Linked DNA regions of Mus musculus: region 1 is linked to region 2. A link is a loop called in an ENCODE intact Hi-C map of the cell type or tissue named here. Cell type or tissue: gastrocnemius. All regions are shown on one strand. Links, peaks and the distances in the headings refer to the core of each region. The heading gives the core; the rest is flanking DNA.

Region 1 (2,903 bases), core at 210-2,709, 61 kb before region 2:
TAATGTCTGGTCAGACTCCGTTCCGGAGCCACTGTTCTGGTTGGACACCTCACAGCAACGAACTCCACCCTGTGGCTCAAGATCAAGGTTTTAAAAAGTGGGGAAAGTGACCAGAGAGACGGCTCAGCAGTTAAGAGCACTGGCAGCTCTTCTAGAGGACTGGACTTGATTCTCAGCACCCAGATGGCAGCTCACAAATGCCTGTCACTCCAGCCCCAGGGGATGGTACACCCTCTCCTGGCCTGTGAGCAGAACGTGCACACAGCACACAGACAAGCAGGCAGGCAAACCACCCATATACACCGAAGAAATTAAAAGGTTCAAATTTGTCTTAGAGAAAATTACAAATTCAAACAATGGAGTTGAAGGGGTTTGCAACCCCATAGGAAGAACAATATTAGCCAACCAGACCTCCTGGAGCTCCCAGGGACTAAGCCATCAACCAAGGAGTACACATGTCTCCAGCTGCATATGTAGCAGAGGGTGGCCTTGTCAGACATTAATGAGAAGAAAGGTCCTCGGTCCTATGAAGGCTAGATAGATGCTCCAGTCCAGTGTAGGGGAATCGAGGGCAGGGAGGTGGGAGTGGGATGGGTGGAGGAACACCCTCATAGAAGCAGGGGGGATGGGATAGGGGTTTCCGGGAGTGGGGAAAACAGGGAAAGGGGATAACATTTGAAATGTAAATAAAATATCCAATTTTTTTTTTAAAAGGAAATGTCAACAGCAGAGGTGACAAGAATGAACAAGATTCTACCCACACTGGGGGTGGGAAGGATGCTTTCATAAGAGAGAGAACCTAGCTTGCCCCTGGCCCCTCAGGATGCTGAACAGGTAGCACCTGGCAGCAATCTGGTCCCCACATTCAGTAAATCTGCCCATGTCACACAGTTCCCCAGGTACTGTGCAGGCAGCACCCTAACAATGAAGACTCACTGCTCCCAAGGTCACATGTGAATCAGCTCCCATAGTGGAAGAAAACCACCCAAACCTCTTACGGAGGATTCTGTGGATTTTTGGTTTTTGTTTTGCTTGTTTTTGTTTTTTTTTTTACTGTTTCCTGGGATGGGCCTGGCTCTGAGTAGCATCAGGGAACCAAGGGCTGCCTCAGGTAGGGGCTTCTAGCCGCAGCCCTCCTCACCTGCATGCCGTGGTAGCCCTTGCCCGAGTAGGCCATGAGCAGCACAATTTTTCGCTTTGGCAGCTTGCGTGGGGGCTCTTCATCCTCGCCGCCCTTGACCCTCTTTGCAGGATGCTCCGTCTCCTCCCAGACCCAGCCACCTCGGCCCTTCCTGTCCGGTTGGTGTGAGGCCAGCGCTGGTGGCACCTTGTTTCCAGCCATAGGCGGCAGGCTGAGAAAAACAGGCATGAGTGACCAAGGTGGTAAAAGCGGTTTAAAAAAAAAAAAAAAAAAAACAGAACCCTGCTCTGCCTGCCTCAGCGGTCTCTGAAAGACCTTGCCCAAAGACAAACCAACCAGCCTGGTTCATCAATGACAAGAGTGACTGAGGTTGGACAACAGCGGCAACTCGGGCGGAGTTTGAACTGGACACACAGGGAGGCAGTGCTCTGGCGGGGCAGTACAAGGCAGCGATGGAAACAAGACACAGGTAAGCAAGGAGAGGCAGACAGCTCAGGACAGTCTTGGGTTCTCAGTACAGAGGTCTCAGTACAGAGGTCGCGGAAGTCTTTACCCGGGCACGCGCGGGCCTGGGCGCGCCGTCCACCGTCCCCAGTTTCTCAGCAGTGCGGCCCACAGGCGGGGGAAGCCCATGCGCTGCGGGGTGGCGGGCACCGACCCCGGACCTCAGCGATCCCCTCCGAACTCTGCAGCCCCGAAATCCCTGCCCTGTCTTCCAGATGTCTTGGCTCTGACCCTGCGGCGCCCCAGATCCTAGGCTGACCTGTGACCCCCGCAGCCCCTGCCCACCCCCATCCAACACCACCACCCCGTCCTTAGAGATCGCGCAGCCGGCGCGCTCGAGGAGGGAGGAAAGTCCCGCCGGACCCACTCACGGCGCCGCGGAACCCCCGAAGCTGACCACGTGCACGAAGGCGGAAGCGGGCAACGTTGGAAGGCGGCCGAAGGCGGACAAAAGTCTTTCTGGGACGCGCCTAGCGGGGTGGACCCAGTGGGTGGGGCTTCCCACCAGGATCCAAGCCAGTCTAGATGCCGTTTTCCAGAGAGGGGAAAGGCTCTACGTCGGCGTGGCTTGAAAAGTGAAACAACCTCATTAAAATGTGCAGGTTAGGAATGCACCAGGGAGCCACTCAGCAGGTAATAACTGCAGATGCATAGATAGTCCCAGCACCGACTCAGTGCTACTGAGCAGGCCCTTGCCTGGCCCATGGCACCAACCCTGGCATTGGGAGGTCACAGATGCTCTCGCAGTTACACCACTGGCTTTGTGGTGTGTGGACCATCAAGTTTCCCAGCATTTGTTATTTCCAGAAGCTGCTCCAATTTCCGGACGCTGTTGTGTTTAATGACATAAAACCTTCTCATTATGTAGCCCTGACCCGCCTGGAAATCTCTCTCGTATATATCCTCCCAGATGCTGGGATTAAAGGTGTGTACCACCATACACAGCTCCTGTCCTCCAACTTTTGGCAACCCTCCAGCCTCAGCCTCCCAAGAGCTGGGATTACAAATGTGAGTCACCACATCTGACTTCACACGTTACTCTTATTTTTCTAATTTTGCCAAAGAGTGATGCACAAACAACATGAAACCTGGACATGCAGCCATGGGCACCTAAGCCCCAGTTCCTTCTCTGTGACTTCATTCCCCCCATTTTCAGGCTGTCTGATTCACCCTGAGCATTCTCACCTTTGAGAATGTATGTACCTTTGTCACTCTTCCAGAGATGAGGAGTTTTGCCAATCCCTGCTTCCATCCTTGC
Region 2 (2,903 bases), core at 288-2,787:
ACCTGTGTTTTCCACTTTACAAGTGCTTAGATCACAGACAGGCATCTGCAACTTCACTCCTGTTTGACCCCCGCCTCCACCCTTATCTTCTCTCCAGTCTGTAACTTTATTTCCTCTCCGTCTCAGGAAAACTCCTAAAATCTCACTAGGTACTACTTATACCTATGGCCTACACTTATCCATCTTTGTAGTTGTTTTGAATCAGTCTCGGCAAATTGCCTAAGATGGCTTTGAACTGTGGTCCTCAGCCTCAGACCCCCCCAAGCTGGCTGGAAATTACAGCCCCGCAGACGCGGCCCCAAGCCTAGATCGCTCGGGTTACGAAGCCCGAGCTGCTTTCCCGTCACGACGCGCCGCCCGTACCAGTTCATGAGGCTGAAGTAGTCACGAGTGGGGTCAGGAGGCTGCAGAGCGCGGCAGTGTGAGCAGAAGAACTCATCCCCACACCCGACTTCCCTTGCGTGACCGCAGTTCCAGCACTGCGGTGCAATGCTCTTCCCCGCGGCGGCATTGCTGCCCAAAAGTCTCCTTCCCAGGAACCCTGCCAGCCGCACCTCCCACACACCCAGCAGGGCACGGGCTCCGCATCCCCACATTGGGACGGCCGCTCGCTGACCTAGGTAGCAAGACCCGAGGGAAAGGAGGAAAGACCGTCTCGCTGCTGATTGGTTAAGGGAGTCGAGGAGGCGGGATTAGCCGCGGGAAACCAAGACGTCGAGTCCCGTTCTGCATGTTAAACTACAACTCCCAGCAAGCCTTGAGACTAATCGCGGCAGTCATCTTCGGGCTTTCTTACTGGTCCTGCCGGGGAGGAAGGCTTTTTGATTGGTTGAGGGTGGAGTTTGTATCCGTAGGTTTAGCGCCACTCCACTGGCGGAGGCTGTGCAGTGTTTGCGGCTCCTGGTGGTCTCACGCGGTGAGTCATAAGTGGGAAACTTTAAGTGTTTGAGGAGTCGAATACCGTTCTCATGCTTCTTGTGCAAATGGGCCCTCTGCAGCTTCCGCTTTGTCTGCTTTCTTGTGCGAGCGAGGGGGCGCTGTGCATAGTCAATTCTTCCTTTTTATCTGCCCTTGGGGCGCGCGGGGGGGAAGCGGGGGGGAAGTTCACTTTCCTTGTTCCTTGTGAGCTGAAACAGGTCTGGGCACATAGGAAGGCACAACGCCGGGCTGTTCGTTGCCAGAGCGAAGTAGTTTTCATAACGAACATTATAAATGTTCATGCCAGCCCCTAGATGGCTTTCCCCAAATACCTACTGAGAACCCGATCTTCGCTGCTAGGCTCTGCAGGAACTGAAGAGGGTACGTCTGCATACTCAGCATACGTGAGGGGTAGGATGGCAAGGAATGGATAGGAGACAACCAAGCCATTCTCAGCTTCTGTACATGAAGGAAGATGGTGTAATGCTTTGTAAGTGGCCTCTGGAATTCTATTCATAATCCTGGGATTTTGCTATGGTCACTTTTTTTTCTCCCCACTCATGAATGGGCCTGTCTTTCATTTTGAGGTGGTCATAATGTGCCCGTTCCTTTAAATTTCTTTATGTATTTTTTTTAATCACGTGTCTAAGTCTGTGCAGTGCGCACGGGGGCCAATAGAGGGCATTGTATCACCAAGAGCTGGAATTACAGGTGTTTGTGATCTTTTGGATGTGGGTGCTGGGAACTGTACTCTTGACTCCTTAACTGTCTTCATTTTGTATGTTTGACAATACTGGGAGTGGGATCCAGTACTTTGCTTCTGTTGGAGAAGTGATGAACCATCTACCATTGAGTTATAGCAGCCACATGACTAATTTTGGGTAGAGATTTACTTTACTTTTAATTATGTTATCTGTGTGGGAAAGTGCAAGTGTGAGCTCTGGTGATTGCAGAGGCCAAGATCCACTACAGAGCCACTGACTTTGGAGTTATAGGAAACCTCGAGCTGCCAGATTTGGTGCTGAGAACGTAGGGAAACTTGGGTTCTGCAAGAATAGTATGTGCACTTTCCTGCCGAGTCCTCTCCTGCTCCCTCCCCTTCTCCACTCTCGAATCCAGAGCCTTGTTCCTTATTGTTGGACTCTTGTTTTCGAGGTCGGATATGAAGAGTCATCATCAGTCCCACAGCAGCACCTCCTCGAAGGCTCATGACAGTGCTTCCTGTTCACAGTCCCAGGGTGGCTTCAGCCAGCCCCAAGGCACTCCTTCTCAGTTGCACGAGCTCTCACAGTATCAGGGTTCGTCCAGCTCCTCTACCGGCACAGTGCCGTCCTCCAGCCAGTCCTCGCACTCCAGTTCTGGGACTCTGAGCTCGCTGGAGACAGTGTCTACCCAGGAACTCTGTTCTATTCCTGAGGACCAAGAACCTGAAGAACCTGGTCCTGCCCCTTGGGCTCGGCTATGGGCTCTTCAGGATGGATTCTCCAATCTAGGTAAGGCACTTTGTTATATGATATAGTGTGTGTTCAGAGAAACAGTTAAAGAAGGTGGTTAGGAAAAAAAAAAAGAAGGTGGTTAGGTTGTTGCAGCAGAAGTCTCAGGGCCCCTGTGGTAGAGTTTATCTCCTCCTGGTGGCCCTGTTCATACTGAAGATCAGATTTAGGCCTTACACATAGTAGAGAGCTCTTACATTGAACTACATCCAAGGTCCTATCCCTGGCTACCTTATTTTTATTTTTAAATAGAATCTTGCTAAATTTCATAGGCTAGCCTCAAATTTTTCTTTTTTCTTCAGAAAAAAGATTCTATTGTAGCCTGAGTTAGCCTTGAACTCACTATGTAGCTCAGCCTGGCTGTGAACTTTTGATCTTCCTGCCTCTACTTCCTAAGTGCTGGGTTTATAGGCACACATTTTTATCAGGCTCTACTAGTTTGTTTGTGAGACAAGGAATTCTGCAGCCCAGGTGGGCTTGGAACTCACAGTG

The links. Peaks named below come from ENCODE experiments on the same cell type or tissue, not always from the same donor. Only the 100,000 strongest peaks of a DNase experiment are listed, where the experiment ranks them.
Region 1: it touches region 2 in a loop (4-fold over the local background); 12 of 42 quality-filtered maps call a loop at or near these places.

Annotation. Positions count from the first base shown.
Region 1 is chr5:110,778,546-110,781,448 of GRCm38, forward strand. It overlaps Pus1 (pseudouridine synthase 1), which reads right to left and starts at 2,051. Exons shown (of 6, transcript NM_019700.4): 1 at 1,695-2,051; 2 at 1,142-1,352. The coding sequence starts at 1,774. It overlaps Gm15559 (predicted gene 15559), which reads left to right. Exons shown (of 2, transcript NR_152254.1): 2 at 1-715. It overlaps Gm26515 (a long non-coding RNA gene), which reads left to right and starts at 1,348. Exons shown (of 2, transcript XR_389515.4): 1 at 1,348-1,610; 2 at 1,961-2,519. In gastrocnemius, for the core only: no CTCF peak of the experiment used is centred there; DNase peaks (open chromatin) are centred at 1,274, 1,800, 2,094 and 2,589; H3K4me3 peaks cover 1,945 bases; H3K27ac peaks cover 1,536 bases.
Region 2 is chr5:110,839,133-110,842,035 of GRCm38, forward strand. Hscb (HscB iron-sulfur cluster co-chaperone) reads right to left here and starts at 645. Exons shown (of 6, transcript NM_153571.2): 1 at 364-645. The coding sequence starts at 596. It overlaps Chek2 (checkpoint kinase 2), which reads left to right and starts at 851. Exons shown (of 15, transcript NM_016681.4): 1 at 851-916; 2 at 2,074-2,411. The coding sequence starts at 2,081. In gastrocnemius, for the core only: CTCF peaks have their summits at 986 and 1,598 (motif pointing right); DNase peaks (open chromatin) are centred at 691 and 1,582; H3K4me3 peaks cover 1,425 bases; H3K27ac peaks cover 1,040 bases.